2 separate regions of the Homo sapiens genome follow, and region 2 is linked to region 1. Evidence: chromatin loops called from intact Hi-C (ENCODE). Cell type or tissue: heart left ventricle. All regions are shown on one strand. Links, peaks and the distances in the headings refer to the core of each region. The heading gives the core; the rest is flanking DNA.

Region 1 (5,386 bases), core at 103-5,102:
CCAGCCCTTGCATGTTGATATCGCCCGGGGGATCATTGTCTTTTCTTTTTTCCATTCATCTATGCTCATGACTTCAACTGTTGCTTGTGTGCTGCCCACCCCCTTATCCACATCTTCTGTTGGGTTGAAGGAATGAATGGTGAAAACAGGACTGAAATCCAAGTTTGGCTAGGAGATCCATCCCCTTTCCATGTGGTCATTTGATTGGTTACAGTGACCCTTATTTGCTACAGGATGTCCAGATAACATAGAAGGAAAAGTTCCATTCACTGCACTATACATCATAAGGCAGGAAGAGAGGCTGATGTTTAATTAGATTCACCAGATGATGAGATAAACGATTTTCTAGGAAATTGTCAATTAATTCATTCAAAAATATATATTGAAAGCTTACTTTGTACATGCCAGAGACTGTTCTAGGTGCAGAAAATTGTGTAATGGGTAAGACAGGTAAGATCCTGCTCCCATGGAACTTCTACTCCAGTGAGAAAAACAAACATATGCATAAGATAATTTCAGAAAGTGATAAGTGCTATGAAAAAAGTAGAAAATATATATATAATAGAGAGTGGTGGAAGTTGGGGGATGACTCATTCAATCAGGTGATCATGAAAGGCCTTGCTAAGGAGTGAGATTTGAACTGGGACCTGAATGATGAGAAGTTGAATATGCAAGTAACTGAGGGGAGAGTGTTCCAGGTAGAGGGGCCAGCAACTGCAAAGGCCCTGAGGTTGAGACGGCTTGACATTTTAGAATAATAGGAAGTAGCCAATATGACTGAAACACAATGGTAGAGAGGGAGAGTAATATAAGATACATTGGAGAGGTAGAAATACCATAGCTCTTATAGGCCTACATAAGAGCTTCAGATCTCATTCTCAGCTGTTAGAAGGTTCTAACCATGGGAGGAATTGGATCTGACTTATATCTGTCTGTTTGTTTTTTTATCACCTTGGCTGCTATTTGGAACGTGGAATGAAGAGTTCAAATAGGAGGGTCAGCTAAGAGGCTTTGAGAGGCTGGTAGTGGCTTGGACCAGGTAGGAACCATGAAGATAGAAAGAAGAGGCTGAATTAGGATTATATGTTTGTACTGAGAGTACTTGAGAGTTTATATGTGGGGAGTAAGAAAAAGAGAAAAAACACGTCTGACTCTTGCATTTTTGGTTTGAGCAACTGGGTGGATGGTGAAACCATTTCCTGAAATTGGGGAAATGGGGAAGAACAGTTTTAAGAGTGAACTCAAGAGTTTCATTTTGGACATGCCAAATTTGAGATATATTAGATATCCCATAGCAGATATTGTGTATGATTAGAAGGCATATATAAGATTGGGGTTTAGGAGAAAGGTCAGTGCTGAAGATACATACATGTCAATGGTTTTAAAACCATGAGAATGGATGAGATCACCTTGAGTTAAGAAGGAAACCCATGGCTGGGCCCAGTGGCTTACGCCTGTAATCTCAGCACTTTGGGAGGCCAAGGCAGGCAGATCACAAGGTCAGGAGATCGAGACCATCCTGGCTAACACGGTGAAACCCCGTCTCCACTAAAAATACAAAAAATTAGCCGGGCATGGCAGCACGCACCTGTAGTCCCAGATACTCAGGAGGCTGAGGTGGGAGAATGGCGTGAACCCGGGAGGCAGAGCTTGCAGTGAGCCGAGATCGCACCACTGCACTCCAGCCAGGGCAACAGAGTGAGACTCCATCTCAAAAAAAAAAAGAAGGAAACCCATGATTTAGAGATAAAGTACAGAAAGAGGAATCAGAAGGAGACAGAAGGAGGGACTACTGAAGTTGGAGAAGTATTTGGAGTGCTCACAAAATGCCAAGTGTTCTGGAAGTGCTTCAGAAAGAAAATAATGGATTAATTGCGTCCGATGTAGCCTGAGAGGCTGAGTAAGCTGAGGCCAGAAAAGGGACATTGGGTTTTGGCAACATAGAGGTTGGAGTTTGTGTTAGTCAAGGTTCTTAGTGTAAGTAAAAGTAAATGACTCCAGCTGATTTAGGTAGAAAAGAAATTTACTTTAAAAGTCTTGGCTGTTTACAGAATTGTGAGAAGAGCTGTTACACCTGGCTAGCAGGCCACACAGACAGGAACAACACCACCTCTAATCTCATGGTGTAATGGGTGTGGTGAGGATCCTACTGGTGCCATTCAATGGAGTATCTGCTATCAATCAAGAGTAGTGGTTCTCGACCTTGTGGCTGCCCATTGGAGTTAGCAGAAGGATTATAAAAATACTAATGCTCAGTCTCCATCTCTAGAGATTAAACCATCTTTATAATACATCCCTTTAAGGTTGGTTTAGACCTCCTTAAAAGGGAGTTTGGATTTAGAATGGGTTGACTTTGGTATAAATAAGTGGTATGGCCTGAGATGCCCCAATTCTGAGGAATGTCTTCTACCATAAAAAGTTGATGTCCCTTGGTGCTGCAGGGACCACGCTGATTCCTGTTACTCCTACCTATGCTCCCTAATTCACCCAGCTGCTGGTCATCCACAGCCCCTAACTCAGTCATTCAGAGTTTCACCAAACCAGAAGTCTCTTTCCTCAGAGCAGGTGGGGCTGACTTTCCATTGCTCTAATGCTAAAGGAGGTTTGGGGTAATACCCTATCTCCATGACTGGGCTATAGATTCTAGAATTGTTCCATGTAAAGAATGAGGATTGGCTGGGCGTGGTGGCTCATGCCTGTAATCCCAGCACTTTGGGAGGCCGATGCGGGCGGATCACTTGAGGTCAGGAGTTCAAGACCAGTCTGGCCAACATGGTGAAACCCCATCTCCACTAAAAATACAAAAATTAGCCAGGCATGGTGGCGCATGCCTGTAATCCCAGCTACTCGGGAGGCTGAGGCAGGAGAATCCCTTGAACCTGGGAAGTGGAGGTTGCAGTGAGCAGAGATCGCACCATTGCACTCTGCAGTCCAGCCTGGGTGACTGAGTGAGACTCCGTCTCAAAAAAAAAAAAAAAATGAGGATCTCTGAAAATAGTCCTTTGTCATCTTTTTAAGCCCAAATAGAGGAAGGTTTCCAGTGAGTTGGGCCATGAAGATGGAGCAGAGGGTATTGCACTATCTACCTGACATAACTGGCCTTTCTAGGAGATGTTGTTTGCTCCTAAAGAGATAGAGAAGGGGAATGATCCTTTTTGGCCCGTTCCCTGACAAAAAGCATACATAACACAATCCTTACGGGAAGGAAGGGCCAAGGGAAGGCAGGGCCGCCTGTCAGCTCCTTAGATGGTCTTCCCATTCCTCAGAATGAGGGCCACTACTACTCCTACCCCATAGTTTGAGTTGCCAAATTTGACTAAGGCAGAAAGCCCATGTGCCTGACTCCTGAGGATCACCTGCTACCCAACTGGCTCTTTGGGGTCAACTCTGGCTGAAATGGGATGAAATCTGGGCCTTGCCTGCCTCAGGGGTGGGGCCTGTGCTAAGTCCCAGGAGTTCATGCTCACCTGCCCTGTATTGCTAAGCACAAAGCATCATGCTGTATACCTGCACCCCCAGATGTACTAATCCTTCTTCTTTCTGGATGTACGAATCCAAACTTATTTATTGGGATGCTGATTTATTTAGAAAATTAAAAATATATTTTGCTCATCTTTTCTGATTACCAAAACAAAATCTGTCCATTGTAGAAAATTTGGAAAATAAAGATATGTACCTAGAAGAAAAATGAAAAAAAAAAAAAACACACTTACTTATGAGAGATAAGGATTGTTAATACTTCATGTTGGTCTTTTTGGTCCCTTTTTACAAATATTTATGTGCAAGTATATGTAGTGTATTATAATGTTAATTATTTCATAACCTGTATCTTAATATATAGTGATCATCTTTCCATATTATTAAATATTTATTCCTCCCAAACAGTACTTTTTGGCACTTACAGGTGGCCGCCTCACAGTGACACCAACCTCAACATGAACTTCCCATTTATAACCTAATCTTGAGATGTAGGGAAGATGATGGAGTTTTTTGCAAAGGAAGGGTGTCCAGACACTTCAAGACATTCAGAGAAAAGACTTTCACAATAGACACAAAATGAAATACAGACCTAGGAAATCCATGTGCTTTTTATGAGAATCTTCATGCAGCAGAAAAGGAAGCAAAAATGACAGAGGATCACCCAGAGACTTATCACTTAGAGCCAGCACACATCATAGACAAGTCCCAGGGCTGAGGTGACAGCAGAAAGGGCTGCACACTGCCAGAAAATCGTCCTGCTTAGTGAGGCAGAAGCAGACGAGGCCACTTCAGGTCAAGCTGTAGCTGGCACAACTCCGTGGTGAGGGTGCCATTTTCCTATTTCTTCCTCCGCCCGAATGAGGGTCAGGGGGAAAGGGCTGACTGCCCTCTTGAAAAGTGAGTGCTCAGAAAGATTACAAAGTCTTTCATGAGAAATGACAATTGTGAAGTGACAGAGAAGATGCAAGGTAAGCCCCACAGAGCTAGAAATCCATAGCCTGTGATTGGGGAGATTGTATCTTTAACTTTTGGATTTCTAAGGACATTTAAAACCTGCCAGAATCATGACTGCTCTGGAGGCACATCTGTGTCTCCATAGCAACAGGCTTCCTGCTGCAAGGTAAACCTGGGATTGCCGCTCTGGTTTCTGTTTGGTGCTGAACACACATGCTTGATGATTGAGGACCTGAAAAATGCTCGTCTGTCATCCTTTTTAGCCCATATGGAGGAAGATCTTCAATGAATGGGGATATCAAAACGGAGCAGAAGTATTTCACTACCTATATAGGTGATTTTCTCTGAGCAGTCTCTTTCCCAACTTTGGAATCAAGCCAGGCCAATGACTGTAACTGGGGACTTCCAAAGTTCCAGAAAGCATTTCCTTGAGAGTTGTTTCTGCCTTATTCTTAGCAAGAGAAACTGCTAGGGTTTGGCTATCCATTACGCTGTTCAAGGTGAAGGTTAGCAACAAAATATGTAATTTTCTTATCCTTTTTTGCTACTGAAGCCACAGATACTGTGGGAGCAACTATGGGCTTCTACTGACACCGTTATCCCTGATAATATTGTAATCTGTGCTTTCTAACTGGCCTGGTTTTGAAAGGAGATAAAATGGGCAATACCTTGTTAGAAAAATAACAATAATATCATTAATTTTGATAAGAACTTATAGAAAAATAAGGGGTGGAAAATCAGTTTTTTAACATGAATCCAACATAACTGAGTCCATACTGTGGATTCAGGTTTTTTTAGGTTATCCAATTCATTCATTCATTCATTCATTCATTCATTCATTCACTACTATGCATTAAGCTTTGCCACTGTGCATGATACTGTAGGAGATGCAAAGATGAAAAAAGACACAGCTCCACTCCTTAACACCTAGTAGCAAGGGAGACAAACCAAG
Region 2 (5,386 bases), core at 278-5,277, 390 kb before region 1:
AAGGAACTCTTTCTGGAACCTTCACTGAGATTCTCTCATCCTGCCTTAGCCCTCTGCTGATCTTACCTCTCCAATCCAGTCTCAACTTTCATACTGCTCACCGCCCCCACCGCTAGTCCCCAGCTTGTGTTATGGGTATTAACTGCAGAGGCAAAGAAGAAAGGAAATGCAAATAACAGAAAGGCAGCCTCTGTCCTGTCTGTGGGCTACCCTCCGCTACTGCCTCTGAACTGAAGAGAGGAGAGAAATGGAGAGGAAGGAAGCAAGAACAAGCACATCACCATGTGCCTCCCCTCCCATCCTCAGTCTCTGGTCTTCCTCTCTACTGTCCACTCACCACACTGTTAATGCTCAGCTTTCCAGCCTCACACTGCCTTTCACTGCTATCCTCCCAGCAGCAACCCCCTCCTGCTGTCTACCCAGAAAGCCCTCACTGCTGTCCTCTCCATTTCTCTCTTCCCATACTCTAACTTGCCCTACCTCAGCTAGCCATTAAACCTGCTCCAGACCATGCAAGTTTTTACCTTGGTCATGGCGCAGTCAATATGCTAGTCAATCTCCAAGAACAAATTTGTCTTCCTTTAGAAAGGTACTGTTTCCTCAAAGATAAATCCTATGCCAGAGAGGCACAGGGTAGGGGAGTGCTGGTGAGAGATACCATACCGATGATTATGGCAGCAAGCACACAATGTAGTAGAAATTAGTGGTGAACCTTAGCTATGACTCATGAGTTGTTAATTGGAATGCAAAGTTCAAAAGTGATTCTGAAATTACTGGTTTCAAAATTTGCCTAATGAAAATTCTCTTCACCATATAAGAATCTTGCTCATTTCTACAAAATGCACTCCCCTTACCCATCCAACCTTAGTTTCACTTTTCTTTGGCTTGCATTTTGTCTCATTTGGCAGCTCACCTCAATGTTCCCTAATATACAGTATTAGCATACCATTTCTATGCTAGTTAAAAATGTAAGCTTCCATTCAAAAAGGTAGGGTGCAGCCTGAGACTCCAAGTTTGGACTCATGTTCTTTCAATGATGCAGTGAAGAGACAGTGACATATAAGAGCTAGAGTCACAAAGATGTGCTTTTGCATATATAAAATAAAGAAGTGTGTTAAATGACCTTCAGCTCAAAAATCTGATGTTCCATTCAGCAAGCCTGGCAACCTAATGATCTTTTCTATCACTGCAACTATAAAAAAATTATTTCTGACTTCTAAATAACAGAATTAGAAATGAGCCTCAGAGCACATAAATTTAAATGTTGAAGAATGTCAGTACAGAAAAATGTCAACTAGATGAATTTTTTTCTTTAGGTTATCTGTCTTCTGTAGAGTTTTAGTCTTCTAAACATGAATATTAATTTGAATTAAGAAAATCACTTGTCATATTAAAGTACTTCATAGTATCATTCAACATGACTTTGTTCAGTGCCTGGCAGAGGTAATGTTTCTTGCAGTTCTATTTTTTTCATGAAAGATTCTACTTCAATAGTCTCACGCCACTGATGCCCAGAGGCTGTGGTCTCAGAGACAGCCCCTCGCACTAAAGAATAATGCAGGCCCATTTGAAATCCCCATAGTCACCTCCAAATACATCAAGCGCCCATGATTCACTCCATCTTTTGTTTCTGCTGCTGAAATACAAATGTGCGTCTAACCTTTTTCTCCTCGCTTCTTCTTTGTTCTATCAATATGGTCCTTGAGTTGAATGCGGACCTGTCGCTCATTAGGTTGGTCTCGTATAAATGGATGCTTCATCAATTGTTCTGTTGCTGGTCGCTGGCTGTGATTCTTTACCAAGCAGCTCTCAATAAATGACTGGAATTTTTTTGACCTGCCAAACAAAAGAAATGAATCCACAGATAAAACGGCGATCCAAAGAAAAGCAAATGTGTAATTTCTGAAATGCTGGGACTTTTTCTTTTTTTAAGGTCCAATTGGCTGGCATAGGGATCATCCACTAATCAGAAAACAGTTGTAGCACTATATTAGGCATAATGGGTTCAAAGGCATCATCATCATCAACGTGCAATTGAGGTAGCAGAAGGTAGTTATGCACATGAAAGCATTTTTGCACAATTTATATGTAACATTACATAGCAGACCAAAAGGACGCAGGGAAGAAAAAGACCCCTATGGGAATCACATCTAGAAGGGCTATTGGAATAAGGAAACCATAGCTGGGCCTTTAAAAATTAGGAGAAAATCACTCTGGGGAAAGGATAGTTCAGATATGTAGGATGACAGTGAAAAACTCAGGCTAGGATGAGAATAATGTATGTTGGGGGACACTGAGGTGAGCCACTTAAATAAGGCAGAAGATGCAAGCTGGAGGAAAGTAAAACCAAGGTTGGATAGGTAACAGGGAGTGCATTTCGTAGAAATGAGCAAGATTTTTATATGATGAAGTGAACTTTGATTAGGCAAACTTTGTAACCAGTAGTTTCAGAATCACTTTTGAACGCTGCTTTCCAAGGAATAAGAACATATAAGTATATGTGTACCTTTGTCGTTAACTCAAGGACTTAGACATTTAACTTTAAAGAATTAAGTTCACACCCAGATGCAAATTTATCTTCCTCTAGAAAGGCAATATTTCCTCAAAGATAAACCCCACGCCAGAGACCTGGCAGGGGAGAGCTGGCGAGAGATACCATACCTACGATTATGGCAGTAAGGCCACAATGTGGCAGAAATTAATGGTGGACTTCAGCCGTGATTCATGAGTTAAGCACGCATGTTCTTGCTGAAAGTTCCAAGAAATTGTTCAGAGTCATCAATAATTAAGCTTATGACTCTATAGCATGCTTTTCCAAGGCACTCCAGGAGACCTTGATGAAACTCGGGTCACCCTTCCTGTCCTGCCCAGAGCAGGAATGATCTGTTTTGTGCTCTCTGTTGCTCTCCTGTGGTGCACAGGGGAGATACAGGAGTGGATCCCAGGACTGAGCCTTTGCCCGGCAGTCCCTGCATACATACTCTCCAGGCCTGAGAGGTGCCCTCACCACACAGAACACAATGGAGAGCATGTTCTTCAACACTCAAACATGACAGGGCACTTTTGTATGCACCACTCTCTAGTGCTGCCCTGGTCAAAGCAGTTTTTCACTTTATTCCATGTTTTTAAAGTACTGAATCACTGGTATTTTTTTTTTCCGCTCTAAATTTCTAAGCTACATTCAAGCTTTTAAAATATTTTACCTAGAAATAAAGGTAGCCTACTGTGCTTGGGGTTGCCCCAGGATGAATCAGCGTTGGCCACACTGTGGACTAGAAATAGTGACAGCAGGACACTCTGTGCACCTCCTTGTTAAGTGCTTCCATGCATATCCTTGCTTCTTCCCACTGAAAATCATCAGCAGCATCAACGTGCCTGAGCCATCTTTGCATCATGAGCACACTACCTGAGCTGTGTGTTTGGTGCATGAGTGAATGCGTGATGAAGGTTCTGGACAAGAGCTGCAATATGGCCACCTTCAAGTCTGCACTTTTGAGGGACAGAAAGGGAGGTTTGGAGAGCGGATATTCTTCTCTTTCTCAGATCAATCAAATAAATCTGTGGAGGCATAAATATGATCTCATCTAAGAAGAAACCTTGCCAGAAAAATGTAATGAAATAAAGGACACTCCTAAGGAATGAATTGAAGAGAATGAGGCTGACCTGCATGAAGATATAAACAAACTCCATACAGTACTTTTCCAGGTAGAAAAATCAGTATTAAAAAGATGAAAACAAAAATTAAGACAGAAAGGTATGAAATATTTATAAGGAATATAAATGGCAGTTCTCTTTTTCTTGCTGGCAACTAGAAGGAAGTGCTTATTTTATTATCATTATTTTTTTTTTTTTAGATGGAGTCTTGCTCTGTCACCCAGGCTGGAGTGCAATGGCATGATCTCAGCTCACTGCAACCTCTGCCTCTCACGTTCAAGTGATTCTCCTGCCTCAGCCTCCTGAGTAGCTGGGACTACAGGTGTATGACACCACACCTGGATAATTTTTGTATTTTTAGTAGAGACAGGGTTTTGCCATGTTGACCAGGCTGGTCTCAAACTCCTGACCTCAGATGATTCGCCTACCTCAGCCTCCCAAAGTGCTGGTATTACAGGCATGGGCCACCGCACCTGCCAGAAGTGCTTTTTTTTATAAAGTACTCAACCAACTATTAATTAGAGGTTGATAAATAAAAGAAATCACATTCAATTTAAAAGTAAGATCCAGATTTAATAGACTGTACAGTCTATTCCCTGATATTGGCATCTAAAATAACAGTCAGAGAAATCTCCAGATCTCCAGAATGGAATAGTGTTCAAGTTTAATGAAATTAGTTATTAAACAGAGTACTTTTTCCCAGTATGCCTTGCTGGGAGAAAAAACTCAGAGATATTCAAGAGAATAACTTTGGGCCTAAAAGATGGGCCCACTTGTGCAGAACTACAAAGCTGGTAATATATTTCATATCTTCTTCAAGTGGCACCCTTTGAAGAGAAAATAATGTTTACTTAAAATGAGTCTTCAAAGAAGGATTCGTAGTGTCTTAAGTTAGCATGACCAAAGAATCAATATGCTTAATTACACACTTATTTAAGAGTGAAAACACTTCACCTATGTTGAATATTACCTCACTGTTTGCTGAGTGTTCTAATGAGTTTAAAGTACATTTATATAACTTTATTGCTTGAATCTCTGCTGATAGTAATGTAGTTCTGTCTCTTATAAAATAAAAACACCTAAGGTTAGTAAAACTGATTTCCCAAGGGTTGGCATGGAGAAATAAATGGTAATGATTGGTACCTACAGTCTGATAATACTAGTTCTACTATCAGAGTCACTAAATACTTTATCTTCCCAGATTGAACCTGTTTATATGTTAAATTGTGTTGGGGGAATTCAAAATGCTGGAAAGATTGTTACATTAGCTATTATAATCAGTTGGGTTAAAAGTTTTTGGTAATCATCAGACTCCCTAAACGCAATTTGGCCTAAAATTTGCATTGGCCCTGCCCTATTTCCAAAAGCTACCCTCTTCCTTTACTTTGAGTTGCATCACTTACTAACTTGGACAAATTACTTAACTTCTATGTGTCTCAGTTTCCCTGGCTGCATTCAATGGGGATATTATTAGTACTTATCTCAAAAAAAGTTATGATAAGTGAATTAATTCATGTAAAATATTGAGAACAGTGCCTGGTATCATAAATGCCACATATGTGTTTGCTATTATGATGATGATGACTATGATGACATTGCCCCCAGCAATCTCTGAGCATCATTGGACTTAAGGAACACAGCATCCGCCTTTAGGACTTAGGAGCAGAAATCCCCACTTCTGGCCAGGTGCGGTAGTTCACACCTATAATCCCAGTGCTTTGGGAGGCTGAGA

The links. A loop is a pair of places that touch in the nucleus more often than their neighbours do. Peaks named below come from ENCODE experiments on the same cell type or tissue, not always from the same donor. Only the 100,000 strongest peaks of a DNase experiment are listed, where the experiment ranks them.
Region 2: it touches region 1 in a loop (2.7-fold over the local background); 46 of 110 quality-filtered maps call a loop at or near these places.

The regions. Positions count from the first base shown.
Region 1 is chr3:171,552,123-171,557,508 of GRCh38, forward strand. No RefSeq gene overlaps it. Among named protein-coding and RNA genes, the nearest start is that of TNIK, 94 kb to the left of the region's middle. RefSeq lists a silencer at 4,017-4,311. In heart left ventricle, for the core only: no CTCF peak of the experiment used is centred there; no DNase peak of the experiment used is centred there.
Region 2 is chr3:171,165,435-171,170,820 of GRCh38, forward strand. It overlaps TNIK (TRAF2 and NCK interacting kinase), which reads right to left. Exons shown (of 33, transcript NM_015028.4): 10 at 1,661-1,836. Among named protein-coding and RNA genes, the nearest start is that of MIR569, 61 kb to the left of the region's middle. In heart left ventricle, for the core only: a CTCF peak has its summit at 2,928; no DNase peak of the experiment used is centred there.